2 separate regions of the Mus musculus genome follow, and region 1 is linked to region 2. A link is a loop called in an ENCODE intact Hi-C map of the cell type or tissue named here. Cell type or tissue: gastrocnemius. All regions are shown on one strand. Links, peaks and the distances in the headings refer to the core of each region. The heading gives the core; the rest is flanking DNA. Region 1 overlaps Rngtt (RNA guanylyltransferase and 5'-phosphatase). Region 2 overlaps Gm32893 (a long non-coding RNA gene).

Region 1 (16,874 bases), core at 5,644-13,643, 170 kb after region 2:
TCTATTACATATAATTTAGAGATGGATATAAGTAACTGTCACTCCGATTAAGACCCTGGAGGGCATCATCCTGAGTGAGGTAACACATTCACAAAGAAACTCACACAATATGTATTCACTGATTAAGTGGATATTAGCCCCAAACCTAGGATACCCAAGATATAAGATATAATTTGTTAAACACATGAAACTCAAGAAGAATGAAGACTGAAGTGTGGACACTATGCCCCTCCTTAGATTTGGGAACAAAACACCCATGGAAGGAGTTACAGAGCCAAAGTTTGGAGCTGAGATGAAAGGATGGACCATGTAGAGACTGCCATATCCAGGGATCCACCCCATAATCAGCATCCAAACGCTGACACCATTGCATACACTAGCAAGATTTTATTGAAAGGACCCAGATGTAGCTGTTTCTTGTGAGACTATGCCGGGGCCTAGCAAACACAGAAGTGGATGCTCACAGTCAGCTAATGGATGGATCATAGGGCTCCCAATGGAGGAGCTAGAGAAAGTAGCCAAGGAGCTAAAGGGATCTGCAACCCTATAGGTGGAACAACATTATGAACTAACCAGTACCCCGGAGCTCTTGACTCTAGCTGCATATATATCAAAAGATGGCCTAGTCGGCCATCACTGGAAAGAGAGGCCCATTGGACTTGCAAACTTTATATGCCCCAGTACAGGGGAACACCAGGGCCAAAAAGGGGGAGTGGGTGGGCAGGGGAGTGGGGGTGGGTGGATATGGGGGACGTTTGGTATAGCATTGGAAATGTAAATGAGTTAAATACCTAATAAAAAATGGAAAAAAAAATTTTACAAAAGCTAAGATATCTTTATATTTTGTTGTATAAAGTATAACCTTTACCACAGCTATGAAGAGTGGCTAATAAATAAAAAGACACTAATACATTTATCTATTACATATAATTAGAGATGGATATAAGTAACTGTCACTCCGATTAAGACCAGCATTAGTGGATTTATCAGGTACACATTATTGTGATTATGATTACATTAACAGTTCCAAGGAGCAATGTGAAATCTAAAACCACATTAAACATTTTTTTAATTATAATTTTATCACAATACCTGGAAATAGCAAGCACAATGTTTTCAATTACTGTCCTGGGCAAAAATATGAGCTAGAAAAGCAAACAGCAAGTAGCGTAAAATAAAATTAAACAGGTACTTAGCTCGAAACCCAAGGACTTGGGTTTCACTTCTGGAACCCACTGTGGGAGGAAAAGAAACTGATTCTGGAAAGTGGTCCTCTGACCTCCACCCACGTCCATACTCACACATATCCTTTCCCCAAACAATAGTAAATAAAATAATAAAGCGTGTAAACCTATGGTAAAGCATCTGCTACTCAGCCGCTCTAAGCTCTGGGATTCCACAGAGACAAACCTCTTTTCTTCTCAAACTACTAGTTGCATTCATTTTTCCAGTTATAATTGCATTTGAGGAATAAGGATAAGATTCTAGTTCTTGAGTAGCTATTACTCCATAAAAATAAACTCGTCAGTCTAAATGTCTCAAAGCAACAATGATACTATGATCATAAAAACTGAAATGGAAAAGGTCTTAGTAGCATGCTAGACTCTACCAAGATGCCAGGACAAGATTAAATCTATAAAGGTTTCTTTACTCCTAACATTAAAAAAAGGGACCATAGCTGGGTATGATGGTGCACGCCTTTAATCTCAACACCTGGGAGACAGAAGCACAATGATCGCTATGAGTTTGAAACCATTCTGGTCTACAGAGCAAGTTCCAGGACCACTGGGGCTACACAGAGAGACCCTGTCTCATAAATAACACAACCTTCCCACCCTTATTCGGAATCTAGTGAAAAGTCCTTCCAAACAATCTTCTCACGCTCCAGGCAAGACAGACAACATTAAGCATCGGCATCACCTATGCTGACCTCACACTAATACGATCATAATCAACACAGAAAGAGATGCTCTTAACAAATAGTACAGATAATATCTATCATTCTGCCAAAAGTTTACCGGGTGGAAATCCATGTAAGGTAAGGAGAAGCCCTAACTTGATTCTTCTACCTCAAAAGTCTGAATTGTATTTTTTAAAAAACTCTGTCAATCACTATATATATATATATATATATCCAAAGATACCATTAAAGTATCAAGTAATCCTAGTGTGGAGAACCTCAGACATTCTATTTCGCATATGCCAGACAGTTATGACCAACCCATCTAAAGCCATGCTTGTACTTCACTGAGGTGCTGCTGGCACTGCAAAAAGAAAGAAATCACTTACAAAAAACCTACATATTTGGTTTGTTATGTGTTTTTCTTATGACTTGACAGAGACATGGTAAAAGTAGGAGGTCTTCATTTTTGGTGTTTGTTTCTTAGAAACTACTTTTTTGTTAAAAACTGTTTCTTAGAAAATACTTAAGAGTTCTCTGAAGTATAGTGCTCCAGCTAGCTCAGATGGCAGCTGATAGCACTTTTCCTAATCCAGAGAGTATTGGAAGTCCTTTTCCAGTAATGATAATGTAATCACCATCTCCAAAGGGGCCCTGTAAACGGAAGCTTGGGGGTTTTTGCAATACTTTGCTCTTACTAAAAGACATCAGAAAATCAAGACACACGATTCAATGTGGAGGTCCTTGTGCACTGTGGTGCAACTACCCAGTATGGCTCCTTATGGTTTGATTTTATTGTTGTGCTAAAGAGCAAACCCAGGGCTGTGCACAGGCTAGACAGATGATCTATCATTTGTCCACACTAAACCTTGCCTCTTGTTTCAAAAGTACACTAATAAATTAACACTATATCATTACTTTCTACAGAGATTAGAGAAGGCAGGAAGCTTGAACTTTCCAAAGTACCCTCTCACATTGTGTAATCCAAGCCTCAAGTGTCCTTGTCATAGTAATTCCTTCTCTTGGGACACTGGGTCCAGGAGGGTTTCTGGAGACAGCTTAGCTGGCCATAGTTGCTCATTGACCACCATCCCAAGAGAAATAGTCAGCTTTCTTGAAGTGACCCATAAATTGCAGAAAATGTCTTCTTTATGTGCTAAAGTCTGCCCTCGAGCTACTTTTTCAGCCCGTTCATCTCTCTGGCTCCATTCCATGCCCCAGGAATTACTGCTTAGTGTCCTATGTCAGTGGTGACCATGGTTTCACACAAATTCGGCTCTTTTGGATGTCTGGGTGTGCTGCCCTTTCTATGACCCACCAATGCTGCTACTCTCTGAGATATGTTACCACTCTGGGCCCTTTGGCTGCTGCCAGGCAGTTCCTGCATGCATAGTGCTATGAGGCAGATTTCAGCCTTTGAGACAGTACTTCAGAGTTTCAAGACTGCTTTCTAAAGACAGAATTTTCCTTACTATATATGCTTTCTAGGAATAAATGGTGGTTTTTTTCCTATTGTGAACTTAGACTTTAGCAAATGTATGCTCATCTTTGTTGTCAACCTGACACACACAGAAATAAGGAGCCACTATGGAAAAACTGCGTCCATCAGATGATGTGTGAGTATTGTCTCTGCGGTTTCTTCTTGACTTCTAGTTGATGTGAGAGGGGGCAGCCTGGTGTGGGTGGTATTATCCCAAAGAGATGTTGGCCCTAGGATACATAAGAAAAGTAGTTGAAGGAGAGCCTGGGACCAAGCCAGCAAGTCACTGCTTCAGTTCCTGCCTCAAGCTTCCTTTAGTCATGGACTCTACACAGTTAAGATGAAATAAATTCATTCCTTTACAGATCATTTTGGTAATAAATATATTATCACAGCAACAGGGCAACATACTAAAACAGCTATAATATGAAGCAGGAACATGACTGCCTCTAAAGAGAGACTAATGTGAAAGGTGGCTGGACCACAAATTTCACTTATTTAAAACATACAGGACTACATGATTCTTATTTAGTAAATGCCTTGCCAATTTCTGTACCTTCTAGAGAAAGAAAGATGAGGCTGGCTTATCTCATGGGTGGGTGCTTCCCCAGCATACACAAAGCCTTGTGTTTGAGCCTCTACACCACAAAAACAGAGAAAAACAAAGGAAAGAAAAAAGATGAAATCTTAGTTTGTAAGTATTTATCTGAAAGATTAAACATACTTACCCTATTTAAAACCAAATGCATGCCTTTTGTCCTGTTGAATTAACTTTTTCTTATACTGTGTATTATTTCTTTATTGGTAATCTCTGCCTCTACAAGGAAACTAACTGGAGTTACCCCAAACTTTCTCATACTCAAGACCAAACATTAACCTACCTACCTACCTTCCTTCCTTCCTTCCTTCCTTCCTTCCTTCCTTCCTTCCTTCCTTTCTTTCTTTCTCTCTCTCTCTCTCTCTCTCTTTCTTTCCTCCTCTCCTCTCCTCTCCTCTCTCTCTCTCTCTCTCTCTCTCTCTCTCTGTCAAGCCTTCCATCCTTTCTTGCTTCCTTTTTAAAAAGTACGCTTTAAATTATTTACATGTGCCAGGCAGTGGCAGCGCACGCCTTTGATCCCAGCACTTGAGAGGCAGAGGCAGGCGGATTCCTGAGTTCAAGGCCAGCCTGGTCTACAGAGTGAGTTCCAGGGCTATACAGAGAAACCCTGTCTCAAAAGAACAAAACAAAATATTATTTACATGTATTAAAAATATAAAGTTCTTCAGAGAGAAAAGTGATACAGGTCAGAAACTGAATGTTAAGAAAACGTAAGCCGTTGTGGGATGGCTCAGTGGTTAACAGCACGGACTACCCTTTAAAGAAAACATAAGCAAGGATACAAAGGAGTATAGCACAAAATCATCTTATTCTGAACCTAATGGCTAAGTGTTCACCAGAGCAACACTGGCAACATACAGCATATGGATAAGTGATGTGAATGAAAACACTGCAAAGGGACTGAGAGGAACTGACAATTCTGTCAGAAAGCTTCTGTAATGCCCATGAAACACTGTAGTGTTATTTGAACATAGATTAAGGACAAATGTCTCACAAATGCTAGTATAATCACTTAAGAACTTGTCTTAGTCAGGGTTTCTATTCCTGCACAAACATCATGACCAAGAAGCAAGTCGGGGAGGAAAGGGTTTATTCAGCTTACATCATCACTGAAAGAAGTCAGGACTGGAACTCAAGCAGGTCAGGTCAGGGAGCAGGAGCTGATGCAGAAGCCATGGAGGGATGTTCTTTACTGGCTTGCTTCCCCTGGCTTGCTCAGCCTGCTCTCTTATAGAACCCAAGACTACCAGCCCAGAGATGGTCCCACCCACAAGGGGCCTTTCCCCCTTGATCACTAATTGAGAAAATGCCTTACAGTTGGATCTCATGGAAACATTTCCTCAACTGAAGCTCCTTTCTCTGTGATAACTCCAGCAAAACTAGCCAGTATATAACTGTAAAGGGTATTATCAATATGCTGACATTAAAGAAAAGATGGAATAATATAAAATACTGGATTTCAAGTTCAGATATTAGAAAAAGAAAGATTTGTTTTAATTATAAAAAAGGTATTAAACTGCCAAGATGGCTCATGGGTAAGAACACTAACAACCTAAGTTTGATCCTATACAGTAGAAAGTGCTTACTCCTGCATGCAGGTGGTCCTCTTACCTGTACCATATATGCATGAAGCATTTGCACACACATACAAAAATCTAAAATTTTTTGAATGTTACAAACATGGTAGATAGTCATCCAAAAAAATACCAAAAAAATATGTTCAATGTCAATGGTCTAAATACATCAATAAAAGAAAGACTGAATTAGAAAAAAAAAAAAATCAAGACTTATAACACTGTCTTTAAAAGAAATCACTTTAGCCAGGCAGTGTAGTGAATGCCTTTAAACCCAGCACACAGGAGGCAGAGACAGGAGGATCTCTGAGCTTAATGCCAACTTGTTCTTCTTAATAAGTTTTAAAACAGCCACCGTTACAGAGAAACTCTGTCTCAAAAAAAATCAAAAACCAAACCCCACCAAACCAAGACAGGGAGAAGATGAAAGCATTTTAAATATAAGATGCAAATAAATTAAAAATAAAAGGATAGGGCCACAAAATGGCATAGGGTGAAAGATTGTAAGGGCAGGCTTAATGATCCTCGCCTTTAGCTCGGCACCCATGAGCAGAGGCAAGTGGATCTCTGTGAGTCTATCTATCCTAATCCACATTGAGTTCCAGTACTGCCAGGGTTACAGAGAGAAAACCTGTCTCAAACAAACAAACAAACAAACATGTGTTGTACACGTTTGGCAAATTATGGTCAATCCCCAGAACTGGAGAAAACACACTCCATAAAAATTGTCCTCTGACCTGCATATGGTACATACATGTGCTCACGCACAGACAGACAGACAGACAGAAAGACTGTAGCTCTTGATGGGTCAACATAAAAACTAGCCAGTATACAGTGAGTAGAGGAAAATTTATAGCATTGAAATAATTTTTTGAAAATAACTAAAATTATTAAGTTTCCATCTTAGAACATTCTGGAGGTTAAATATGTCTTTAACCAATCAGAAGAAATAACAATTTCAACAGAAATTATAATGAAAGTATTAAGAGAAACAAGTCTACCATAATAAATGAAAGAAAAGTCATCACTACTGATCCCAAGGACAAAGAGATAATAAATGAATGTTGCTGGGCCCAAAACACGGCTAGGTCAATAAAGGTGCTTGCTGTACAAGCCAGGCTACCTTAGCTTGACCCCCAGAAACCATATAGAGATGGAAGGAGAAAATTATTTCCACAAAGTTGGCCCCTGATCTTAGACAAGACAGACAGACAGACACTAATTTTTAAAAGTTAATTAAGAATACTATAAAGGAAATGCAACTCAAACCCACAATTAGGAATTATTTCACCCACAAAGAATGGTTATCATCAACAACCCTAAAATTGATGAGGATATGGAAAAGGGGGAAACTCCTGTACATTGTTGGTAGAAATTTAGTTAGTAATATAGCCATAAAGGAAAACAGCATCAAGGCTGCTCTACAAAGTAAAAAGCAGAAGTAATACATGATGCAGCAATCCCATAAGTAAGTATATAATCAAAGGAAATGAATCATAGTATGTTGAACAGAGATCTGTCATTACATGCTCCCAGTGCAGCTCTGTTAATAACAGCTAAGAAATGGAGACAACCTAAACCTACATCAGCTGATGCATAAAGAAAGCGTGGTACATATGCAAATGAGATGCCATCCTGCCACTAATAAAAATGAAATCCCAGAGCTTCTCTCAACACTAATAGAAACAAAAATCACTATGCTAAGTAAAATAAACTAAGGACAAAAAGATAATATCACAAGATCTTACTCACAAATGCAATCTTAAAAAGTTGATCTTCTAGAAGTTGAGCTGGGCATGACCGTGCATGCCTAAAATCCCGGTACTTGGGACGCAGAGGCAGGAGAATTACTGTGAGTCTAAGGCCATGCTGGATTATATAGCTCAGGCCAGCTTGGGCTAAAGAGTAAAATCCTATGTCATAAGATTAAGAAATTGAGGGCTTAAGCAATGGCACCTGAAGATGTACGGCTGCCCATCAGATTCTGTTCCCAGGACACATGTAAACAGAGGAGGAGAGAACCTACTCCACAAAGTTGTCAACTGACTCCCAGACATGCGGCAAGACACATGCATGCACATGTCATCTGCATATTTATCCACTAATAATAAATAAAAAAAAATTTTTACAAAGATGTCATGCATAAGACACCTATTCTTTTTTTTTTTTTCTGTTTTTTTTTTTTCCCCCCCGAGACAGGGTTTCTCTGTATAGCCCTGGCTGTCCTGGAACTCACTTTGTAGACCAGGCTGGCCTCGAACTCAGAAATCCGCCTGCCTCTGCCTCCCAAGTGCTGGGATTAAAGGCGTGAGCCACCACGCCCAGCAATAAAAATTTTAAAGTAAAAAAAAAAGTTGAGAATAGAATCATGGTTAATAGAAGCTGAAGAAGGCTAGAAGGAGGGAGATATTAGGGAAAGCTGGCACGGGGTACTAAGTAATACAGTACTAAAAATACATCCTAGTGTTTTATTGCACAGTGAGGTATTACAGACAATAGTAATATATTACAGGTTTAAAAAAGCTAGGTAGGACAAAGGATTCTGAATGCTTTGATCATAAAATTAATGTCTGATGAAGCAGATAAGCTTACTCAGATTTGAACACATGAATCTATACATGGTCTGAAGTATCACATAATACCCCTAAATTATGAAAAACTTTATCAACTGAAAAACAGGTAGCATGTAAGTTTCCTTCTCTCCTTACATTCAAACAGCAGGGTGAGAAGAGAAACTATGAACTCCTGACTCCAAGTGAAATGGAGAAGTCTTTTAAAAAATTCAAGGATGTGGACAGAAAGGAACCCTTAGAGGAGCATGTGTGTGTGTGTGTGTGTGTGTGTGTGTGTGTGTGTGTGTACACATACACATACACACACACACATATATGTATACACATATAAATGTAATATACATGTATAATACATATATTACATTTGTTCTCTTGACTCCCAGATATCCATGCACATACCACTGCATATATATCCACTAATAATAAACAGAAATTTTTAAAGTAAAAAAACTACATATAATTTTATATAAATATATAAAAGTTTCATTATCCATATATAATACTAGAATATATAAATACATAAAGAAACATGGAACACAAAATTTGTGGAATATGAATGAACTCAATGCATTTTAGAATGTATATTAAGTGAGATCTTATATTCAGAAAAAAAAAATCACATGTTCTCCCTCATATGCTGGTCCTATCCTAATATAAATAAATATATACATATATATAGTTATATACATAATATACATATACATACATATACATATACATATATATAATAGGATACTCCTGGCTACAAATGACTATTTTAACACTGCAATGTACAGGCTTTGGGTTTGGTCAATTTCATTGCATTATGATATTTGCAAGTTCTTTTTAAAAAACAAAATTTAATATACTAAAAAGTATACAAGCTGGGCGTGGTGGCGCTCGCCTTTAATCCCAGCACTTGGGAGGCAGAGGTAGGCGGATTTCTGAGTTCAAGGCCGGCCTGGTCTACAGAGTGAGTTCCAGGACAGCCAAGGCTACACAGAGAAACCCTGTTTCGAAAAAAAAGAAAAAGAAAAAAAGAAAAAAAAAGTATACAAATAAATGAACAGGCTAATGCAAGTCACAGGAGGAAAAAATGAATAATCTAACAAGATATACTGTGGTTGAAGGCTGAACGTGCAACTGATCCTAAGCAGCTCAAGGATACCTTACTACCTAAAACAAAAAACCCACACAATGAGTGAGTCAGCAAGAGACACGGACAGAGAAAGGAACTGTTAAGCAGATGGCATCAAAACTCACAGATTTGGAAATTGTTCCATCTCTACAAAGGTAAAGTCTAGAAGTGTTAACAGAACACTAACTATCTGGCGTGGACATTTGCTTGTTAAGAGGGATTACAGAATCACAGCATGAACCATGAGCAGGGTCGAAGGAGAGCAGAGTGAAAATCACAGGATGCATTCTGCAGGGTGGTCCCATAGCACAATCAAGTGAAGAGAACGTATTAGCTTCCACCTCAGCCTCATGGGCTTGGGCTGGTCTGCCCACCTCTGTAGTTTCAACGAGCTCTGTTGCTGCCCCTGGCTGGCTAGTAAACTGCGTGGACCTGCTGGTCTCAGCCTCCCCAATACTAGAGTTACAAGCCCACAGCATTATACTGGTTTCCTACGTTCCAGAGATGGAACTCCAATCCTCATGCTTACATGTTAAACAGCTTACAAAATGAGGTAACTCCTCTGCACAAGAAAACAATTCTACCTCCCTAATAAGTCTAATTTTAATAAGTAGTAATTTTAGTTGGCTCCTTTCCCACACCAGCCAGGCTCTTTTCTCTAACACTACCAACCAAAATTTGCTGAAGCCAGCATTAGATTTTTTTAAATCTGGCATTATAAAGACAACCTATGTGTTCAAGAAATGAGAAAGGCATAGAAAAGAAAAGTATGTCAGAAGAAAAGACCAGGGAGATGGTCAGCAGGTAAGTGTTTTACTATAAATATGACAACCCTGGTTCTATCCCTAGAACTCAACATGGAAGGAAATAAGATACTCACAAAAACTGACCTCTAATCTACTCAGCTACACACATACACATGTTGGGGATACATTATTAAAAGTTCTAAAAATTGAAAGGGAAAAATGATGAGAATATAGAAGACGTCCATCAGCTGTATGGTATGAGGACAAAAGCCTATGAAATGAGGGGAAACGACTTCTCTATCAACAGCGCCTGAACAGAGGCAGTGGTCTCCAAGAGATTGCAGCTTGATTCTGTCCTTGGTAAGACAGAATGGCAACTAGGAGTTTAACAGAGTTTGTGGTGCCAGGTTCAAAGCATTCCATTACTAAGTAATTCAGCAAGGAAGAATTAACACCAAAGCTGGTACAATTCCCCCACCTCGCGGCCAACCCTTCTAGAATGTGCTCCTGCGCAGTTTCTCCTGTCATGCTCCTTAGCTAACTTCTTCACTAACTTCGCCTGTGTTCGCTTCACCTCTCTTTGCTCCTACGGACGTATTAACTGATCCCTTGTTTAAGTTATTAACTCTACAAAGTAAGACTTAAATTCTCTGCTTTCTGGGTCTGTCACAATCTAGTCCTGGTATAGATTATTCCAATCTCCAGTGCCATAAATTCCATAACCACTGCAAAGTTTGTGCCCTCTTACCTACTACATTTTCGTTTTGAATTACAACATATTTATAAAGTTCTTTTCAACCAAACCAACTTTACTTTGTGTTGTTCCTACTTCATTTTCTCCATTCTAAGACAGAGTTGCTAGACATCTAGCACTATAGCCACAGCAGCAGCGAAATGTTTTCCACACCATCAGTCATCTGTGTTTACTGTCTTAGTCAGACCACTCATTCCTACAGTTCAGGTGTCTTTTTATTTCTCATACATAACAACACAATGATGGTTCGCAATGAGTACTTAATGAATAGTAATAAATCAGCTGGAACTAGCATTTCTACTTATACTTAAAAGTTTGAAAGACAAGTAGGAATAGTAATTTTTCCTTATTCATAAATTATAGCCTGAAAAAGATAAAAAGGTCTTTGTTCCTTGGTAATGAATTCATGTAATTTACAGTTAATTTATTCTAAATTCCCTTGAGACCATTAGCATGCCCTATACTTCCTACAATGAATGCATGCTTAAATGTCCATGCAATTTATTTATTTATATATAACATAAAAATGAGGATACTAGTGAAAAAAGAGAAATTTTATATCTGAGGAATTTGCAGTGTTACATAAGTAAAAACACATGTAACGTTTATATAACTTCTCATTTTTTAAGCAAATTAATGAAAAAAATGTACTTTTTAGAAATGTGTAGTCTAGACTTCTTTTGATGAGTGAAACATGATTCTGGGATCTGAAATAGATTCTGTGTATCAATACGAGTATAAAGTATCTTTCAACAATAAATACAGATAATCTCCCCCTCTAGTTTCTAGAAATTAGAAACAAGCTTCTAATTAAGAGAACACAGGCACCAATTTCATAACACACGATGGTTAGATCTGTCTTGTTCTTGACAGACAACGCTGTTGTGGTGAAAAGGTACCTAATAACCAAAGTACCTAAGTCACTACTGCAGTGAGACACATTCCTTATGAGAAATTTTTTAAGCAAAGGTCATAGACAGTAGGGAGCAATATAATAAAAATTAAAGTACTGGGAACGACTTGTTCCACTGCTGTACACAGCTTTGCAGATTTGAAATCCTAAGTGTCTGCACTACCTCATTTTTTTTTAGACCTGGGAGTGTAACTTGCTAAGACAGTTTTCTGAGGTACACAAAGAAGGAAGCCCGCCTAGCTACTCCCTCCCCCAAATACTCTCCCCCGAGACTCCGAGCTTGAGATGAGTTCCATTTCCTAGAGATAAAAGGCCTGCATTAACAATGATGTGCCCTTTTTTACAATAAATTTCCATATTTATATTTTGAAGCTGTCATATGCTAGAGGATATTAAATATCCTCTCATTATAATTAACTCTTAAAGCCAAAATAAATTACTTGATTCAACAGACATTGAAAGTTAAAGGAATATAATTATATCACTAATTATTTTGAAATTATTTTGATTATTAAAGCTATTTAATCTATTCTTGGTTTTATGTTAGGAATGTACACTGGCTAAAAAGCTCTAATCTCTTCTTTTATCCTTAAGATAGAAACAAGAATTTGAACTTGGAGTATATAATAACTAAAATAATACACTGGGACAGATCTTAATAATAAACTAAAGCAAACTTTTAATTTTTAAATTCCATATTCAATCATATAAACATAAACCACTGGATTACAGCGTAGTTTCACTTTGCTATGGTTATTCTAACAACTCTTTATGTAGTAAGCTATTGTAATGCCATAAAAAATATTTTACCCCTTTAAAAATGTCTATACCAAAAATTAGAGAAATACATTTTAGGAATTAACATGCGCTCTCCACCCTCAGGACCAATATACAAAATATACTGGCTTGAATAATCTAAAGATTCTGATGTTCCAAAAGGATCACCAGGATTCTAAAGCCTAAAGACTGGGGACAGAAAGGAGTTAAAAGTTAACTTCTAGGAGGTAAGAAGAGTAAAAGCTGAATGAAAGCAGCACCAAGACTAAGAGATCTAGAAATCGTTTGCACAGAACAACTGAGAGCCTTTCCTCACCTGGGTTTCTTGTCAGAAGAGCAACGTTCTGTGTAAAGATGTTCTAATAGGGCCATGTAGCTCCTGGGCCAGGCGGGGCTCTCCGGGCCTTACTTTCAGCTCACTTGCCTGCTCCTACCCTTGGGAGTGCTTTCACTGACTCCAGATAGATCACTCAGTTCTCCCAAGTTCATGGCTCTCTTCCACCTAGCAGCTGTTTGGAAGGACATAGCAGCTTTCATTAATCTTAACTGAAAGCCACACCACCAGAAGAGAAACTCTTCCTTTTCTTCCACCTTTCTGCTTGCCTGCCCTGCTGTTTTTTCTATCAAAATTTAGAAAATGGTCCCCAAGCTTCCTTAAGAGCAAGGGCACGTTTTAGGAGTCAGTTATTTCCTTCCACCAACTGGAGTGGGGTTAGGGTATCAAAGACAGAACTCAGGTCCAAATACACTTGGCAGCAAACACTTTTCTACACTGAGTCATGTTAGTGCCCCTGTTTTTACACTCTGTTAATGAGACTAAGTACACACAAAAGGGAACCCTAACTTCCCCCAGTGACATTCAGATTTTTATCAAAAGGCAAATTAGTGACATAGATTGTAAGATACTTTTATTTCCCTGAAATACTAAGATCATTATACCTTGGTATGAATTAAGTTTTGTTAGCATCATTCTTGATTCTTAGAATAATTTTGAAATGGACTCAGAAGGAAAGAAGAACAATTGTAATGGAACTTGGGAGACAAACAGCAGGGCCTGTACACTGTAGATCTCAGCAGCTGCTAGGAGGAGAAAGAAGGAAACAGAGAGATGCTTTCTGAGGTAGAGCTCGAGGACCCAGGGAGATTCAGCAGTAGAAGTCTTCCCGTCTGCAGAGTGAGAATGAGCAGAGTCAGGGCAAGCATGCTTAGTATTTGAGCCTCCATATAAATGAAGAACAAAAGAAAGAAAAAGGCTATATTGTCCGAGTCTGGGCTCAAAAAGCAGCCAGACTTGCAGTGAGGATCTGTACCCAACAGCACTGGGAAAGGGCTACTGTATGTACCTCATCGTGTGTAGAGTTTTTTTCATCTTTTTAACATGTCTTCAAGTATATCATCATGACTCGAAGTTAGAGCTTTTGTTGAGAATTTTCCTTGTTCAGGTAATTGACAGGCTCATTTGCTTAACCATTAAGTGAAAGGAACAAGGTTTATCTTTCTGATTTTGATTCTGTGTTATAAAAAGGAAGAAATCTACACATACAAAATTACATTAACCTACCTTTGACTTAGGAGGTACACAGAAGAAATGCAAGACACAATGACTTAGATATTTGTGAGCCTCTCTGCTATAGAGAAATCAAGAAAGGAGGAAAAAATATCACCATAAATCTCAAAGACTGATCACTTGACCAAAGGAATAAAACTAAGCTTTGATACAACCGGCTATGGTTCCCCTTCCAATACAACCTGCTGGCTAAAGATCCGATGGAAAATGTTAGGACGCTAATCCTACTGTCTTCTCTCCATTCTTGCAGTGTGGACCACCACCACTTAGAGGAGTCCACTCTATACTGGAGCACCAATCAAAAGGCAAGAAGAATAACCAGTAACCCAGAAAGAAACCTAAACAGTTGATATGGCTTAAGTCAATAAAGGCTTATTTTACAGTATGAAGACTTAAATTCAAATCTCCAGAATCCATGTAGAAAGCCAGGTATGGTGACTATTGCTTGTAATCCTGATGATAACAAGATGGAGGGTGGAGCTTGCAAAGCCAGCTAGCCAGGTCCACTTGGTTAAGGTCCAGGTCAATGAAAAAGCCTGTCTTAAACAACAGAGACAAGGCACCTGCAGAATAAAATACCTCGGATTGACCTGTGATCTCCACAAATGCACATATGACCTACACACAAACATGTACACACATGCACACAAAGAAACGTCAAGAATTCCGTGAAAGATATAATAACCTTCCAGAAAGAGATAGGTAGCAAAGCAATGCAGAGTAAAAGTCTATAACTATTCCTAAGGCAAATAATCCAAAGAGCAAATTAATTTGGTTTAAAAAAAAAAAGAAAAATGAAGAAAACAATAGTAACCCATCTTAGATCATACAAATTCTCTTCAATTTAATTTGGAAAATGGTAGGTAACCCAATGTATACTAAGATTTATGTATATTAAGCTAATTTATTTATGTATACTAAGCTAATGTATAGTAAGATTAATGTATACTAAGATTTTTTAATTAAATGCATGCAGTATGGCTTTAAAAGAAAAGCTAAAAAATAATTAAAATAAACTCTGGGCACGGTAGCACATACCTTTAATCCCAGAACTCAAAAGCCAAAGCAAGTAGGTCTCCGTGAGTTCAAGGTCACCCTGTCTAGGCTAGCTAGGGCTACATATTTAGACCTTGTCTCAAACATGGCAGGGAAGGGGAGGTTAGACTAGGATCTGATTCAGCAGCAACTGCTGCTCTTGCAGAAGGACCTATGACTTTGTCCACAGGGCCTCTACCAAGTAATTCACAACCACCTGTAGCTCCCTTTCCAAAGGATCTTGATATCCTGGCTTCTTCAGGCAGTGCACAAGCAGACAAGCAAGAAAGCAAACATATCAACACTTATAATTTAAAAATAAACAAAGTATAGTGCCTGTCACACTGTTATTTAAATTAATAACAACAAACTTTTTAAAATTTTAAGATAAAACCTACTATATAACCTGAAACAAAGTAACTGTGAACTAAAGTTCCAAGGGGGTGGAAGAAGAGTGAGTTCAAAACTAAGTAAGAACTTCAGTGAATAAGTTAAGAGTACTATAGAATGACATATCAAGAGTCAAGCTACTTGATATGTCTTAGACTTTTCATAGCCATTTACTGCTTATCTCAGTGTGTTAACTTCCTTGTAATTATTTCACATGTCTTTTGGGGAACCATCCCAAAAGATAAGAATGTCATCAGATAGCATCTGAAACTTATAGCCAAAGTTTCTCTATTTTGCTATAACCTGCCTACCTAATATATCCATTAACATATTTGAAAAGTGTGTTGACTTATGACTCTCATGATCCTGTTACTATAAAAACTTTACAATTGTTATGACCTCAAAATACAGTATTTGGGACAACCTGAGTCTGTTCCTGGACCATGATACCATACTGGGTTCCAGAATAAACTGTATCTTTACTTAGCTGGGCTTTTTGAATCTACACTGTCTTACTTTCTATTGCTGTAATGAGACACCATGACCAATGCAACTTAAAAAAAAATTTCAATGGGTGCTCACAGTTCCAAGGGACTGGAGTTCATAAATATGATTATGGGGAGCGTGCAGCAGGCAGGCCTCCTGCTGAAGCAATCGCTGAGAGCTTACATCTTGAGCACAACCATAAGACAGAGAGAGCACAATAGGAATGGCGTGAGTCTTTTGAAATCTCAAACCCCACTCAGAGTGACACATCTCCTCCAACAAGACCAGTTCTAATTCTTCCCAAACACTTCTACCATCTAGGGACCAAGCATCCAAATATAGGAGCCTAAGGGAGACACTGTCATTCAAGTCACCATTCACACTAAAATTTTAGTTATACCTACAGAGACAGTTTGGGCACAAGGTTGCAGTAAAATTTTTAACAAAATGTAGAGTGAACTGGTAGTGAAAATAAAAACATCGCAAAGGACTCCGTCAAGAGCAGGAGAGGCAATGTCTTAGCGAGAGCTCTAGACATGATGCACAAGAGTGAGCAGGCAGCAGGATCTTACTTTCAAATAGTGAAGATATGTATCTAACTATGAGTGCAGGGAAGGAAAGATACCATTAGTTTATGGAAAGTTCACATAAGCTCTAAGCAAATATGGATGAAAACGCAACTAATACCAATGTGATCATATACTTTTTAAAGGTCAGGTTGTAAGAGGAAAATAATAGGCTTTATTATTAGGAAATAATAATGGGAAAATAATAAAAAAGAAATAAAAACAAAGGTAGAAGAAATAAAGCAACATAGCACACTAATTCTGAAGAGAACTTAAATTATCTTGTTAAAAGATAGGCCAGCATGATGACGCCGCAGGGACAGACACTCTCACTAAGTCTGATGGTCTGGGCTCAAACTCTGGTACCCATACATACACCACACAGTGCTTGTGAGCCC
Region 2 (16,874 bases), core at 2,831-10,830:
TTCCTTGCTCAGGAGGAGAGCTAGGAGGAAGGAAAGCACAGGGGCAGACAGGGAGACAAGAAGGATGGAAAAGGGCAGGAGGAAGAGAAGGGAGAAAGAGGGTTTTCCCCTCCTGTTCTGAAAACTAGCCTCTTGCTGGCCTCTCCTTAGGGAAAACCTGAGCTGTGGTCTCCTAGGTCCACAGCCCAAGGACTGGCAGCCCAGTCCTTGGAAGAGGACACCTCAGAGGACTTAGGAGGTAAGCATCCCTAGGCTGCAGTGCAGAAAGCATCATTTATAAGAGATAAGCAGCAAGCTGGAAAGATGGAGGGCTGAAGAGAGATGTTGAAATCTCTGCACCAACCTCTGTTTATTGTTAAGTGCAGGGGGCAGGCTCTTCTCATGCTTGCAAAGGCCATGTTTATCACTGTAGAAAGCAAACATTCTGTGCCACACCAGGAAGGAATTGTTTCCTGATGCTGCTGCAGAGAGCAGCACACCCTGGCCCAGAGAGGTTGGCCACTGAGTTAAAGGAGTTCTCAGGCTCCTGGGCAGCACAAACAACACTGAAATTACCAACTCAAGCTTCTGGTTCTCCCAGACATTTCAAGTAGAGGCAGGGACAAGGTGGCTTCAGCAGCCCACTTCAGATAGAAGCACAGTCAGGCACCTGTCCAAGGTCAGACACCCACTCAGTCCCTGCAGCATGTAGGAACCACACTTGGAGATGTTTATAACCCTGCCAGCAGGCTGCCCACAACCAATTAAACCTGAACAGCTCAGGGTGGTACAAGGACATCAGGGTTCTGGGGGACACACATGCCAGCCATCTCCTGTTCAGGGATATCCAATCCCCTGCAACAGTCTGGAAATTCAGGTGACTTAAAAAAAAAACTTGTCTAGCCTTAATAGGAGAGGATGTGCCTAGTCCTTCAGTGACTTGATGTGACAGGGTGGGTGATACCCAGGGGGCACCTCCCCTTCTCCTCTGAGATGCTTGTAAAGGGGGAGCCAGGAGGAAGTGGGTGGGGTCTGGATTTAAAGTGAGTATATATATATTATGTGTGTGTATGTGTGTATTTCATATATATACATCTTTCATATATATGAAAGAGAAATAGAGATATAAATAAAATTAATAATAAAAAGAAAAATGGGAAAAGGAAACTCCCAAGCAGTGGGCCACAGGCAGCTGGACAAGCAAATTCCACATTACTTCTCCTGAGCCACATTTCTAACAGAGGTCCAAGCACCTGGAATCCTCAGACATTGGGTAGACAAGAACTCAGAGTTGGACACACCAATCTAGTCCAGATTAAATAAGAGAGGAAAACTAGAAGTTTCTGAGTTCCAGCCTCACTTCCCTCTGCTTCGTGGCCCTCCGTAGAGTGAGTTCTCTGCTCCATTTCACAGGGATAAACAGACACCTCTCTGAAGTCATTAGCAAAATAAATCCTGCCCCCACCCCATTAAGTTGCTTCTGTCAGCTCTTTTTACCACAACTCTAAGGAAGGTAAATGACTAAGGCACTCAGTCAGAGCGATAGCACACTGGCCTTCAATCACAGACCTGTCAGAAGAGATTTTCTGAACACAGTCATTTCTCCAACTGATTCTCATTGGTTTGACAAGCATCCTTCCATTCAAATCCCTGTGTGCCCTGGTGACAGCTTGTTCCCACTAGAGCTAAGTTTTAATGCTTCACTTCCCTCCTGCAGACTAAAGGCCTTCTAGGGCAGAGGTAGATTACTTTTCTTATCACTCAACAAAAGGCCCAATAAAAAAAGCGACCTAAAGGAGGCTCACAGTTCATAGGAAAACAGTTCGTCACCTCGGGGAAGAGGCCACGAGAACAGCTCAATCTGTGGGGCCACACAGGAAGCAGAGCAAAGGGAATACCTCTACTTGTTCACATTCTCTACCCCCTTTTTATTCAGTCAAAGAACCCGTGGGATGCTGCTACCCACATGGAAGAAGGGTTTTCCTTCCTCAGTTAATCTTCTTGGAAATGTTCATAAAAGGCACACTCATAGGTGTGTCTCCTAGGTGATCCCAAATCCAGTCAATCTGATAATGAAGGTGAACAAGAACATAGTGGGTTAAAATAAAACTGTTACCATTGGACTATGTCTCCAGACAGGCAGACAGATCAGACACACACAGACACACTTCACACAAGGAAACTCTGAGGTTCAGAGAGGGTACTAACTAGATGGGATACTAGGACTAGGTATAAAACAGAGCTGTCTTGAGCAGAGTGGATTATGATCATTCTAGACAGCAGTAGATACTTTGAAATATTGGGTGATTAATAAAAATCACTCAAATAACATTCACAGGATCAACCCACTTCTGTTAATATGTAGGTCTGAGTTTCTCCCAGTCAAGATGGGCTTTTCTGTGAAATCTTGACTAATACAAACTATGAGTATAGATACGCTTGTCCTGCATCCATCACTGCTACCACTACAGGTGAATCCTATAGTATACAGCATGAGAAAACATCCCTTAAATATGTTGAGCTGAACTGACATACCTTGTTGAAACATTCCCATAGTTGAATATTTATTGGATTCCTGTCCCACAAATGATGTGTTAACTCAGGAGATAGAAGCAGAAGGATCAAAAGTCCAAGGCTAGCCTTGGCTACATGATAAGGTCAAGAATTTGATTCCAGACCACATGTCTATAAGGGTTTGTTTATCTTCCCAAAAACACATTTGGCCATTGTGATGGTTTGAATGGAGAATGGTCCCAATAGGTTCATATACTTGAATGCTCAGTCCCCAGTTGGTCGAACTATTTGTGAAAGATTCAGAGAAGTGACCTTGTTGAGGGAAGTATGTCACTCTAGGAGGGCTTTGAGGTTTCAGAAGCCCACACAATGTCCCATTTAGGGTTCTCTCTCTGCTTGTGGGTCAGATATAAGCTCTCAGTTACTACTTCAGCACCATACCTGCCTGCCTGCCTGCCTGCCTATTATCATGTTCTCTGCCATAATAGTCATGGACTCTAGCCCTCTGGAACTGTGAGCCTCAAATTTGGCCATGGTGTTTCTTCACAGCAGTTAAAAAATAACTGAGACGCTATATTCCTCCTTTTGTACTTGTCTCTCAACTCCTAACTTTACAGCTCTTCTCTCTTCAACCAAGAAATAAGCAGATAAAGGAATATTAGAATATGCTCTGTGGGGGAGTGGTGGGGTGTGGGAGAAGGGGGGTGCCTCAGCGGGCCCATGCCAAGGCATCCCTTCCCCTGAGGGGTCAGCCACACAATGGTGTAGCATAGAATAGAGTTTATTTGGGGCATGGGAGGGGAGTTAAGAGGATAGTAGAGGCAGAGAAAGGCAGAGAGAAGGAGAGAGTAGAGAAGTATAGGCTGGCCATGACCACGTAGAAGGAGGGGGGAAGGGAATGGGGAGAGATGGGTAACAAGGGACAAGAGAGTAAGAGACAAGAGAGACAAGAGGGAGAGGAGGGGGCAAGCAGCCTACCTGGCTGTTGTCAGATAGCTGTGGGGTGGAGCATACCTGGCTATTGCCAGGTAACTGATGGGGAGCTTAGAATCCTAACAAAGCCCTTGCTTCTCTGAAGTTCTGCAGAGTACACTCTCTTTGCTCCTTGCAATTACCTTTGCTTGAATGATGCGCCCTTCTGTGAGCTTTGCCTCTCTCCTCTATGAATTCGTGGTACCTAGAAAGCAGTCAGCAAGAACAAAGCCACTGTAATAATTTAAACAATAGGTTTCGAAGACTAGAGTTTGGGGAGCAGTGAGCATCTTGCTTGCACATCTGGCTGACCTGGAAGCTAAGGCTAACAAGATAAACTGAAGCTAAATATCAAAGGATATCAGATGCATGAAGAGTCTGGGTCCTCTACACAGTTCTTGTCACCTGTAGACTTTTGTGTGGTGAGTAAATCAGATCTATGATGTGAAACTATGGTTCTTATGACACTCTGGAAGAACTGGCCAGAGAAGTCCACTCTCAGCATGAACTTCACTCAAGATTTGCCTTTCCAAGCAAGAGGTGGCAAGGGAGTGGAAGTAAGACAAATACTATGCAGCTGGACTCACAGCCAAGTTATTGGAGAGCTGTAGAGAAAAACCCCCCAGAAGGACTCTAAGATTGCCAGCTCATGAGTGTGAGAGGCAATAGCATCATCATCCACCCTCCAAGGAGCATGATCCAAGTGAGACTGGAAATGTCCAGAGGAACACGTATAGTCCCAGGATCTGTCTATGTGGTTCTGCAGCTTAAGGGAAACAGCACATTTGAAGTTCAAGGATGGTAGGGCTCAAGTAGAACATTGCAAGAGTAGGTGAGATCCCACCTACACCAGGAGAACACACCTCAAAACAGAAGTGGACCTCTGAGGAATGCCAGCAGCAAATCTAAGGTCCTTGCCAGATTTCCGGACTCTGGCACTGACAATGAGGTAGCCCTGCAGATGCATAGCATCCTGTCCCCCAAGTTCCTCTGAGAAATGATTCTTGCAGTCTGCCATCTCTTAGAATTATTTTTCTGTTTGCTAATAATATCCAGGAACAAAAACTCTGGCTCACAGGCTTGGGTTTAATGTGATAAAAATCCATATTCACCTTGAATGAGCTATTTCAGATAACAGATATTTATTTGATCAGACTCCATTATTCCTTCATCTCTACCCTGCCTACAACAACAACAACAATAATAACAACAACAACAACAACAACAACAGGCTCCATCCAAAGGTTCAGGAGACCATTGTTCATGGTCCTTCAGACCCTGGAAGTCAGCAACCGCAAGAAGAGACATTAAAAATTAATGAATGTGCTATACTCAGTGTCCTGAAGTCAAGGCTATTTAAGTAGATAAAAGAGGCCTGGGGAGGGAAAGTCTTGTTGCTAATGTTTTCTTTATAATTATTAGGTGAAAAGAGAGAGAGAGAGAAGTGGGAGAACACAGCTACCACCGAGACAAAGTGAAAGGCGTGCATTAGAAGAAAGGATGCAGACAAATGGAGCACTCTCAGGCTCGAGCTCCGGGAGGGGGAGGAGGCACAATGAGAGTGGGGAGCTGCAGGGGGGGGAGAGGCAGACGCTCTCCACCCAGGCAGCTTCGCCTACAGCCTGGCCAGCCCTGACTTGAATAATGAGGCTGTTTGGACGAGCCTGAGGCCAGTGGTGGAGACTTATATAAGAACAAGTCTCTGGCTACGCTAGTCTTCACAAAGACACCCTGCACTCCTCTCTGCTGCACTTGTCTGTGGCCAAGGAGTAAGTTTCACATAATCACTGCAGCACCTGTGGCTCCAGTGGAGGGGAAAGGCATGCTCCGGTGAAGTGAATTAAAATGCCAGTCCTCTTGCTAAACACAAGGATACGAGCTGAGTTCTGCAGTGGATAAACTGGTACCTGCTTCCCAAAAACTTGGCTGCCAAGCAGACTTCTCCCAACACACAGTGCTTCATGAGCTGGACACGAATCTACTACACCTTTTTTTTTTTTTTTAATACTACTTACTGCAGGATCACAAACTCAGAATATCAAAACATTTTCCAAATCAAGCCTGAAGCCAAAGGATTCTGTGTGTGGCTTACAGGGTGCTTCCTAGGAAAGCCTGCTAAATGGTTCTAGAGAGAGAACTGGAATGCAATGGTTTGCAGTTCTATAGAGAGCAGATATTCCCAGGGAAGGAAGTGGCCCGGGGTTCTGTTATCTATGAAAGAGCATGGCTTTTGAAAACCTTAGGTCAGGTGGGCGCTTGGGGGTGTGCCGAGATGAAGCCACCATGCCACAAAGCCCAATTGCTGGTCACTGTTTTATATGGAACCGTAAGCTGAAGGAGCCTGGGAGAGACGAGGATTGCATTTCCCTTCCTATGTGGTAGAGCTGAGTGGTACGTTCCCCCTTTGTCTAAGTTCTGCTAACCAGACCCTCTTGCAGGTCCTCCCCATCTCCCTCCTCCACGCCAAGGAGACTGTGACATTGATAGAGACCCAATGGCATCGCAGGCTCTTGGCATAGCTCCTCTTTCCCCACATATAGAAAGAAACCATACTGGCTTTCATAGAGATCTTGGCTTCTATGTGAAGTCATCTTTGTCATAGACTGACCCCAAAAACTCAGGTTTTCCAGTGAGACTGTTTCCAGTTTCGTCTGCCACTCATTTCTGTACTCAAGAGACATTGCGTGTCAATCATGTGCTGACTGCTGTAGGTGCTAGGCCGGGAGAAGATGAGCCCCACCCTCCAGCAGCCCTGAGTCTAGCCGCAAACACCAATTATCCTCTGTTTAACCTGCCTTGCCCTTAGGGGCCCAGGATGTGAACAGGAAACAGGCATTCAGGCAGATGGGGTCCTTCCCTCTCCAGCTCCACTGGCCTCATTTTGGTTAGTCTTGTCCCTGACTTTGACTTCCCATCTTGAAGCTCAACCCTTCTTGCCTTTGCCCCCGCCACAGTCGCCAGAACTGTCAGTTTTGCCTGAGCCATGTTTTCAGCCTCTCCTATCCGTCAGTCACGGCCTTGATAGCTGTCACTGGTCAAGTGGCCAACTGGTTCCCCTAGCCTCGGGCTCTCCATCCTCAGTCCCGCTGCCATTTTTCCTACGCGGTCATTTTCCTAAAATAGAAATGAGATTGCATCACTCCTTATTTAGAGACAATCATCAAGTCACTAAGCTCTCGGTGTGACTGGGCTTCACACCATCTGCAGGCACTTGGCTTAGGAAGAAGTGTCGTTGAAAGCAAGATGACTCAGCCAGGGACTATGAAGGGCTGACTCAGGGCTCTCATCATAACTGCCCCTTAGAATCCTAAGAGCTCGTGTGACCCGCAGATGCCAGCACTACTCGCCCAGCCCAGACCATTGACTCTGAATGTCAGATGAAGTCTGGGTGGCCAGGCAGGGGGACTCACCGGAGATTTGAACTTTGAGTTGGATTATGGGGGGAAGGTAGCATGAGACTCTGTCTCTTTTTCAGAACTGCTCTTCTTCACTTTCAGATATCCCTGCAACATCACTTTCTTTCCCTAAGTTCCCTGAAATGGCTTAGTAAGTATGTCTAATTATCAGTCAATCACCAGCAGGAATCACCAGGCAGATGCTGTGCTCAGATCAGAAGACTCCTCCCACGTGCGCTTCAGGGGCAGTACCTCAGCCAGTACAAGTCTGACTTGGGAGGGGCCTGGAGCGGCACGTGACCCGCCTTTCCATCCCACCTCTCCTCACAGATGCTTTCTAAGTAGTTTGACCCCTCCTGTACCAAGAAATTGATCCTGTCAGCTATAGTTATCTTTTTCGCATAAAATCTCTCTCGTGGTTTATTTTATTGGGGATCTTCACCCCCTCCTCTGCCCTCCTCGATGCCTGCAGCGCTGGGCCGCACTGCAAGTTCCAAGAATGATTTCTAGATCTCTCTCCCTGCCAGACTTGGGAGAGCTTCATTTTCACATCGTGCTTTGGCTGCAAGGGTTAACTTTCCATTTCAGGAGGGGAGTGTGGGGTTTCCTTCCCAATATCTGTATGATCCAGTATGTGTTTATACTCACGGCCCCTGCCACACAGGTCCTTCCCCCTCATCTCTCATTTCCTTCACACCAGAAGTCAGACCATTTCTGTAGCAGACAGAGTCTGCGGGAGCTGTTGTTCACAGCTGGTGAGGGAAAGGAACAACTGGGGAAGAAAAAGAAAAGCAAGAGACCAAAAGGACAAAGGGCTCTTCAGGCAGAGGGAGCTGTTGCCACAGGCTTGCGGAAGAACTCAGGGCTCCTGCAGGCTGCTGTAGGCTTTTTGTTTTTTGTGGCAGTGAACCCAGTCACCCCTTGTTTATTGAGTCCTGTGAGCTTGGTACAGCTCTCTAAGGCTGCCGGTTCCATATCTAAGCATTCTCCTTGCAAAGGCATCTGTCATGGAAATGAAGCTATTTGCACAAAGCAGAACTAACACTGAAGGGAGGAATACAAGCCAAGAGACACAGAATTAAGACATAAATATTCAGAGCCGAGACCTCTAGCCTGGGCTTTGTGTGAGGAGAACCAGAGAGCCTGGCTAGGTCTGCTTCGGGCAGGGCAGCGGATGGCTGGTGAAGGAGAAAGGAGTGAGCCACCACTGAGGAGAGGAGGTGGGACTGAGTTGGTGGGACTGGGGAGGGAGAGAATTTCTTGACATTGTCTGTGTTTAGGACTGCGATCTGTCTTCCACACCTTTTCAGTTCACTACACTGACTATCTTGGAGAGGTAGGCTGTACTTTGAATGTGACTTCAAGCTGAAGAAAGGCCCGGCCAGCTCATTCTAATAAGGACTATAGATACGGGTAACATCCTTGTAGACACCAGTCTACAGTCTTGAGGATGAGCTGGCAAGAAACTAGGGAGAGAATGTGAGACGATCAAAACACAGTTCTCAGGATGGTATAAAGAAATGGGGCTCAGTTTCCCACTAGACTGGTGATTCTCAACCTGTGGTTCTCCACACCCCTTTTAGGGGTCAAACAACCCTTTCATAGGGGTCGCCTGGTCTGCAGAGTCTCCTGCAGAAGCCAGGAAACACTGCTGCTGAGGAGGCCACACCCACCCGAAGACTAGGTGTTCCCTCCGCTCTTCCTTTCCCTCCTCCGCAGTGTCTCTGGAAGCATCCACCACCTTGAGGGCTAACAGGAATCCATGAAAGAACAAGCCTCCCTTGGAGCTTACTGAATTATTAAAATATTGCCATGAGATGTTACTTGACAGAATATATATATACTTTCCCCAAATCACTCTACGGAATATTTGAGGAGGAAAAGAAAAAAATGACTGACAGTTGCCGTGGAAGAAGTGGGAGAAGCTTCTAGCCTTGAGACCACAGCCCAGCTTCCCAGCCCTGGAAGCCACGTTCATGGGACTCTATATGGATCAGCCAAAGAGACTGGCACTAGGCAGGAAGATGAACAAACACCCCATTGGTAGAAGGATTAACCTAGAACCTGGGGCTCCAACCTTCAGCCTTCCTCCAGCGGGAGTGGGATCTGACCACTGATATTTCCTCTGACTTTCTGATACATCGTTTCGTCAAAACAGCCAGAGCAGTGCTTCCCTGGGCCCCTTCAGCTGGGGTGGGGAGAGAGAGAGATGAGAGAGAGAGAGAGAGAGAGAGAGAGAGAGAGAGAGAGAGAGAGAGGTTAGAAACATAACCAGTCCGTGCACATTCCAATTTTCTCCATCAGATAAAAACTAGTCTGCCAATTCCCAACCACAATCTCTTGAATCTTTTATAATCAGAAAATCTCTTTCAATTGTGACAAGAATTCAGTTTTCTCTCTGCCCCTGATTGCCCAACGGTGATTACCCCTCCCAAGCCTTTTTTTTTTCTTTTCCCTCATTTGTGCAAGGAGAAGCTGTGGGTTGTAGCCTGCTTGCTAAGAGCCTTACTCAGCACTAACACTCGAAATCTGTGAGAAATCTTATTACAAGTTATTACTGATTTAGCTACAAGAGAATACAATCCTTTAAAAAAAAATCTACGAGGAGTCCCAATGACTTATATCCAACTTGACAGAAAAAAGTAAAGTCCCCTTGGCATAGGGGAAGTAATTAAAGACACACATTCTATTTTCTCTTTTGGAGAGCTCAACAACCCATTGGCCCATTAGACCTTGTCTAGGGCTGATCTTTATAATCTTCCCAAGAATTTTAGACTCTTGATGCATTTGCTCATGATAGATGCGATGACACACAAACTAGCAGCTGGCATTGTCTTAGGAGATTAGATGTCTGTATCTCACTCCCTTGAAGGCCAAAATAGATACCTCTAATTGGGGAGGAACGTTAGGCTCTTCTTGCTATGATTTCTTGGGGGGCAGGGGGAGAAGGTCACATCTTTGTCTTTACCACTGTCAACAAACTTAATTTCTGGGGGGGGGGGAAGCATGCATAATTGCTGTAAGTGGGCCCCACCACTTCCTCTCGTTTTTCTATCGGCTCGATTCAGCTGTCAGTCTTTTTTTTTTTAATTATTTATTTATTATATGCAAGTACACTGTAACTGTCTTCAGACACTCCAGAAGAGAGCATCAGATTTCATTACAGATGGTTGTGAGCCACCATGTGGTTGCTGGGATTTGAACTCAGGACCTTTGGAAGAGCAGTCGGCACTCTTAACCGCTGAGCCATCTCACCAGGCCCGCCACCCCCAGCTGTCAGTTTTATGTCACGCCTTAGCACCAAAGATAGGGAAACTGGAGCTTCGCCAATAAGTCGCAGCTCTAGCACTCGATCTCAAGACTTCTGACTGCAGGACAAATGCCACACGAACAGCAAAGCCAAGAGGCGAGTGAATGCCGAGCCAGTCCTCCATGAGGCAACACAACAGAACGAGCTTCAGGGGAGGGAGGAGTTTAGTGCTGCCTATTGGACGCGGATGGATACAAGGGACGAGAGAAGTACAGTGTCCCATACGTGCCAGGGAGTCGGTGGCCACCCTGGAACTCCAGACCCAAACTCATCTTTTTTTCTACGCTACCCAGATAGCCTTAAGTTCCACCTGGAAGACAAGTCTATGATTACTGGAAGACAGGAGGAGGCGAAGCACTTCTGAGCCTCTAGGGGAGATGAGGTGCCAAGTTGCAAAAGCAATCGCTGAGAACCAGCCTGGAAGGTTTTGCATCTGTGGGATATTTGTTCCTGAATACCCCCAAATGCTACATTACCTATATTTCTTATTTTTGCATTTACATCGAATTTTATGGCTTCATGGTAATAAAATCATTCCATTTATACTATGTTCCCACCCAATAAGCTTTTACTAAGATATATCCTTTTATGCTGCCACTACGTGCTTTGATTAACGGAGTTACCGATTCGCCTGGTTCCACATTCAAACAACTGTCCTGATCAATTTCTGTTTTTCAGACTATTGCTCTGATCCACTGCCCTGCTTTGTAGAGGATAGCCGAGACCACTCGCCACCCCGGCACACTGTGCCCCATGTAGGTGCTGACCTGTATACTTCAGACTTGTGCAAATCAGCCTGACTTGATCAGTGTTATTCTTATTACTTGTAACCTGATTAAAGTCATGAATCTCTGAACTATAACTGTGTTTTCAAGATTGTCATCTAAATTATGTAAATAACTAGTGCAGTAATTAGCTCTCTTTGATGAGCTTCCGTTTAGGTTCAAGATGAGCCGATCTATATTTATCAACTCTGGGCATGCTTTGCTCCCAGACAGGCGTGCAGCAGAGGTGAGCCCCTCCAGGGGACACTCAGCTCAGCAGCATCCTGACCCAGCATGGCTGGCCACCAGCTAACTCTCCATTCTCCCTCTCTACGCATCGTCAATTCAGGGAGAGCCTCCAGGAGTGGGAACGGCTGAATCGATGTTTCTCCTAGCTGCTTCACAGAATCCTAAGAAAGAGATCCATTTTCTTAATCTACATGTGTTCTAGCTCTGCCAGGGAACATTTCCAGATTCTTCTAAAGAGCTCTGCCTGTTTTTCACCTCCATTTGGAGTTAAGAAAGCAGTGAAGCAGTCTTCTCGTAACAATCACTAGCTTCCTTCCAGGGAAAAACTTTCAGCTCCCTGGTAGGGCTTTGGTAATTGATAGAGCTTTGGTAGCTTTGGTAGCTTTGGTGGCTTTGGTGGCCCCACTGCTAGTACTGCTCTTGGCAATCTTGCTGCAGGAGGGATAAATGTTAGCTAGGGTTTACATCCCAGGTCTACCATGTAAGCTCATGACAGTTCACCCCTCTGACACCAGCTCCTCAGCCAATGAGTGGAAACACGTTACAGAATCATCCTGAGAAGAAAAGGATATTCTGTCTGTCAAGTCAGCAGTGTTCCTTCAAGAATCTAGGTTCCTCACATACCTAGATTCAGTCCCGTGAACCTCCTCATCCACACATTTCTCTGGGTCTCAGTTTCTCTCTCTGTAAAATGGGTATAACGATCACACCCATCTCATTGTACTCATTGCTGAGTTAGGCATTTGTTAGCAATATTCTTAGGTATAGTCTTCTGGCCTGGGCAGACGTGAAAGACATGCTCTTGAGAGTTCTTTTTCTCCTTTTCCAGCTTCCCTCTCACAAAGCCCCAGGTTTGGCTCTCAGAACTTACAGTACGTGAGAGGCAGCTCCCAGACCAGGAGCTGCACCCTGCTCTGCACAACTCCCTCCCACCCCAGATTAAATGGCCCCTGGACAGTTAGGTGCTAACACTCTGCAGTCCAGTGTTGCTGAACAGCCATGCATGGGTTCACTCTGACTCTTCCACCTGTGTGCATGGTGCATTGTTCCGTTCTCAAGACTGCTGCTGCTGGCTTCCCCGGATGCCGGCTGGCTGTACACTTAACCTCATCCACCTTGCTATTCCGTGCCCTCCTTTGCTGCTGCAGCTGCCACTCTTTAAATGTCTGTGAAGCACCCTTCCGAGACCCAGGATGAGTCACCCAAAGACACAGAACATCCTCCTGCCTCCGGCACGTCTGTGTGGTGGGAACTTGCGTAACGCAGATGCCCAGTGGCTGTAATGGGTTCCGCAGTCAAGGGGGACAAATTAAACCAGTGGACCGGAGCAGAAGCCAGGCAATGTGTCCTGGAACAGGAGAACTAGGAACTGCATGTTAACATGGGTTTTAAAACGCCTCCGTGGAAACAGCTGTTGGGACAGGGGAAGGGACTCTGTTATCGTTAGCTGTCAGAGTCTTAACCAAAGAGCTCACATTGAACTTGCATATAATCTCTTAGCAGATAAACGCTTACTGGTCTAGGAAGGATATGAGACAGGAATGGAACTGCATATGAAGAAGAGATTTTTCTGTGGATAATGAAAATGTTCTAAAAACTAAGTAGTAATGTTGGCACAACTCTGCAAACTCTGCAACCACAAGGAGGTCTACTATAAGAGAGGATTTTATGAGAACTGAGCTACACCTTAGTCCTGCTAAGCTTTAAGAATGGAATCCTAACGTGAACCCATCCGAAAAGCCTCTCTGTTCTGATCGCCCCCCGTGGGAGCCGCCAGGAAGCAGATGTGCCGCTGGGACAGTGCCATGAACCATTAGGGCACACGCAAATATTAATTGGTGATAATATTTTTCCATCCAGCTCAGCGCTTCTTCACCGGGTGCAATTTTGCCCCAGAGGACATTTGGCAGTGTTTGAAGACATCTTTGTCATCAAGCTTAGGGACAGCTGCTGGCATGTGGCGGGTAGAAGCCAGGGCACTGGCGGGTATCCTAGTCTGCACAGCCTGGTCACCACCCAGAGCTCCTCACCGGAAACCACTGTAGAGCAGAAGCAGCCACACGTGAGGTCCTCTCATCCTCTTAACGTTGGTTGCTTTTCTTCAAGGCTCGAAGCTGAGCATCTAAGACAATTCAAAAGTTCTTTCCCGAAGTACTTTTCCTTGTAGGTAATTTTGACAGTGATAGCCTAGTTTCAATTTGTTCTACTTTCACAAGAAAAACAGACTTAAAAAAAAAAAAAACAACAACTTCTCAGTATGTTCTCCTTTTGCAAGAAAAGCCAGGTAAAATCTTTATGAGAATACTGTATTTTCAGCAAATTAAAGTGTTTGTGTGTTCAGTGTGGTTGTTTCCTATGTATTCCTTTGGGCAAAATAAAAAATAAAAGTTTTAAAAAAAGATTATATTTAACTGAACAAAAAAAAATCGCCTTTTTTTTTTTTAATGAAATTTCAAAAAGAAGTGTCTTCCTGAGAAAAGAGAAGTGTGTCTACTGTTAGAGGGTGACAGGGCTGGCAAGCATGAGGCTGGGGAAAGGACTGGAGCCCTGAGATGAGCTGGCTTTGAGCCTCAGCGCTGCCTTTGGTGGCCAGTGACTTTGGCGGCTCCCTTGTCCTTCCTGAGCCTCACCTTCCTCTTACAGAAACAAGGTGATGACGCCCATTCAGAATCGCCTGTGAGCACTGAGCCAGTGCCTGATAGTAGTTATCACTTTCTTCCGATAGCTTCTGCTATTGTTGGTCCTTAGCAGACACTAACCACGGTGTCCATGAGTAACAGTCTGGGAGGGATTGGGATGCAGTGCTTCGGTAGACCTTTTGCCTGGCATACACACGGCACAGAAAGAAGTGGTAAATAAGCAGGTTTGCTTCCTGAAGCTTCCAGAGCCAGTTGTCAGGCCTGCAGCAAGAATGACTAGTTTACTGCCTCTCCTCTACCTAGACGGGCATCTTAGGGTGCTGAAGTAGCCACCCCTTCTCTGTGCTTTATCGGGGTCCCCATGTACTCTGAGCAGGTTGTGAGATAATATCCTTGGTATCTGCCCCATAGTTCATTTTTATCAACATATTAATATGGATAAAAATAGGTTTCATGAGGACATGTTTCATATTTATATATATTTCAATCATATTTACCCTATGTTACCCTATGTCTTAGTCGGGTTTCTATTGCTGTGATAAACACCACGACCAAAAACACCTTGAGCAGAAAAGGGTTTATTTTGGCAGGAACCTGAAGTCTGAAACTGAAGCAAAAGCCACATAGGAGTACTGCTTACATGCTCAATCCTCCTGGCTCACTTGCCTGCTTTCTTATAAACCCAGAGCACCTGCCCCGGGTGGTCTGGACCCTTCCCCATAAATGTCAATCAAGAAAATGGCCTGCAGGTTTTCCCTGTAGGCCAATGTGATAGGCACTCTTTCTCCAATGAGATCCCTCTTCTCAGGTGACTCTAGCTTGTATCAAGTTGACAAAAACTCACCAACACAGTTAGCCTCCCTTAAGCCCTCCAGCACCCACCAATCCCATTCCTCTTCTCAACTACCGTGTGTGTGTGTGTGTGTGTGTGTGTGTGTGTGTGTGTATGGTGAGTATGTGTGTGTGTGTGTGTGTGTCCCCCACTAAGTTTCATCAGACATGGCCAAAGGTCTGTTTATAGGAGCACCTTACCACTAAAAATCTTTCTCCTTTCCTATCAACTAGTAACTGAAAACACATTTTTAAGGAGCAGTAGGCTCCGTGAACCCCTCCCATTCCCATAACAGAAGAATGACAGCCCTGAACTTGTGTAGAGTTTGTTTGGAGAATCGCAGCCTTCACAGTTCAAGAGTGAAGAGCCACGTCATGCCGAGAAGCCGGATTTCCACACTGCCCCTACTGCATTTCCTCTGACTCTCAATTCCCTTCCCACAGTGCTCCCTAAGCCTCAGAGGGGTGATGTAGTTGTTCAGTCTATGGCTAAGCACTCAACAGAAAATTATTCTCAGGACTTTGACCAACTTTGAGTTTGTGCAGTCACCTCTAACCCCTGCCCACAAAGCGTCTCTGACTGAAGCTGGCAGCAGCATCAATCTACAGGCATAGCACAGAAAGGAACTGGACTGAGAGAACATATCCACTCAGTGAAACAACATCAGTAGCTTCTCCACCAGGTCTGTGACCTCCTCATCCTGTAAATTATTTTCTGAACAGGAGACATCGAATCCAATCATAAAGTGGTTGGTCATCCCTATAGCAGAATGGGCACCGCTGTAGCAATGGGCTCTTCTCACCTGGGTGGTTAGCGTCATTACACAAAGGGTCCACAACTGAGTAAAGACTGTAAATCATTCTCACCAACAGTCTGCATAGCGCCTTCCAGCAACATGGGTGCTACTCGTCAGAGAAGATGCTTCCAGTCCAGTTTCAGCTTGATTTCTCTGTATCCTATGACCAACGTAGGTGGCATTTTCAGGAATAAGGTCTTAGCATCTACTTCTGGTTGACAACCTATACAAGTGGAAACTACACATATTTTTTTGTGTGTGTGTGGTGTGGGGAGTGAGTGGTTCTAGGACCACCATGTCCAACAACTCACAGGAAGACAGCCAACATCTGACCTGAATTAGATTCTCAGGAGTCAAGGGGTAAAAGAAAAGAACTAACTTCCTCGATTTGTCCTCTGGCTTCCACATGCACACCATGACATATGCACAAGCAAGAGTGCACACATACACAGGTAATAATTTATAAACAAATAAGCAAATGAATAAAGATAAAACTATGATAATAAAAGCTTTAGGTCTTGATCACTGTCTTAGGGTTTTTGTTGCTGTAAAGAGACACCATGACCATAACAATTTTTATAAAGGGGTACATTGAATGGTGACTAGTTTACAGGTTTATAGGTTTAGTCCATTATCCTCATGGCAGGAAGCATGGTGGCACACAGGCAAATACGGTGCTGGAGAAATAATTGAGAGTTCTAGATCTGCAGGAAGAGAACATGAGCCACTGTGTCTGGATTGACCTTCTGAAACCTCAAATGTCACCCCAGGTAACACATTTCTTCCAAGAAAGCCACAACTATTCCAACAAGGCTACACCTCCTAATTGAACCACTCCCTATGAGTCAATGGGAGCCATTTTTATTCAGAGCACCACAGTCACCTTAACAACTATCAGACTTGCTTATGCTGCTTTCGTGCTCCATTCCTTTTAATTGCCCTTCCCAGACTCCCCTCTTCCTCCATCTCTCTACCTTCTCCCCCACTTAAACATGTCCACCTTCATTCCACTCCACTTTCACTCTACCACCCCTCCTCCCCTAAAAGACTATTTTCCCTCTAGTACCAGGAGTGGGGTACATCATATTGAGTCATTGGCCAAAGGGGCCCTATAGACTCTTGTCAGCAATCGCAGACTATTGACAAGTCCATTACTCTCCACCACCTAATGCAAAAGATACCACTTACATCATCCAGCATGGAGAAGCCGAGCTGCTGCCCAACTAGAAGTTTCACTCAGACAGACGAGCATTATGGAGCTGGGAGGTACTTCGCACACTACAAGAGGAGAAAATTAATCGTCAAAATCACTCAGCTACAAATCCTGTGACCTACAATAGTGACCTGTCTGCCAGATGTACTGGTGCAACAGTGTCATAAACGTTAGAGAAGTAACCAACCACTTTATTTGTTTTTAATTGGAT

Evidence for each region. A loop is a pair of places that touch in the nucleus more often than their neighbours do. Peaks named below come from ENCODE experiments on the same cell type or tissue, not always from the same donor. Only the 100,000 strongest peaks of a DNase experiment are listed, where the experiment ranks them.
Region 1: a loop joins it to region 2, with 2.0 times the contacts of the local background. A loop is called at or near these places in 3 of 42 quality-filtered maps.

Annotation. Positions count from the first base shown.
Region 1 is chr4:33,410,013-33,426,886 of GRCm38, reverse strand. All of the region lies in intron 13 of Rngtt (RNA guanylyltransferase and 5'-phosphatase), which reads right to left. Among named protein-coding and RNA genes, the nearest start is that of Mir8118, 20 kb to the left of the region's middle. In gastrocnemius, for the core only: a CTCF peak has its summit at 10,461; a DNase peak (open chromatin) is centred at 12,930; H3K4me3 peaks cover 957 bases; H3K27ac peaks cover 1,689 bases.
Region 2 is chr4:33,577,613-33,594,486 of GRCm38, reverse strand. It overlaps Gm32893 (a long non-coding RNA gene), which reads right to left. Exons shown (of 3, transcript XR_390456.3): 3 at 16,644-16,728. Among named protein-coding and RNA genes, the nearest start is that of Gm32955, 17 kb to the left of the region's middle. In gastrocnemius, for the core only: a CTCF peak has its summit at 7,686; DNase peaks (open chromatin) are centred at 6,588, 7,110, 7,672, 10,315 and 1 more place; H3K4me3 peaks cover 1,028 bases; H3K27ac peaks cover 1,863 bases.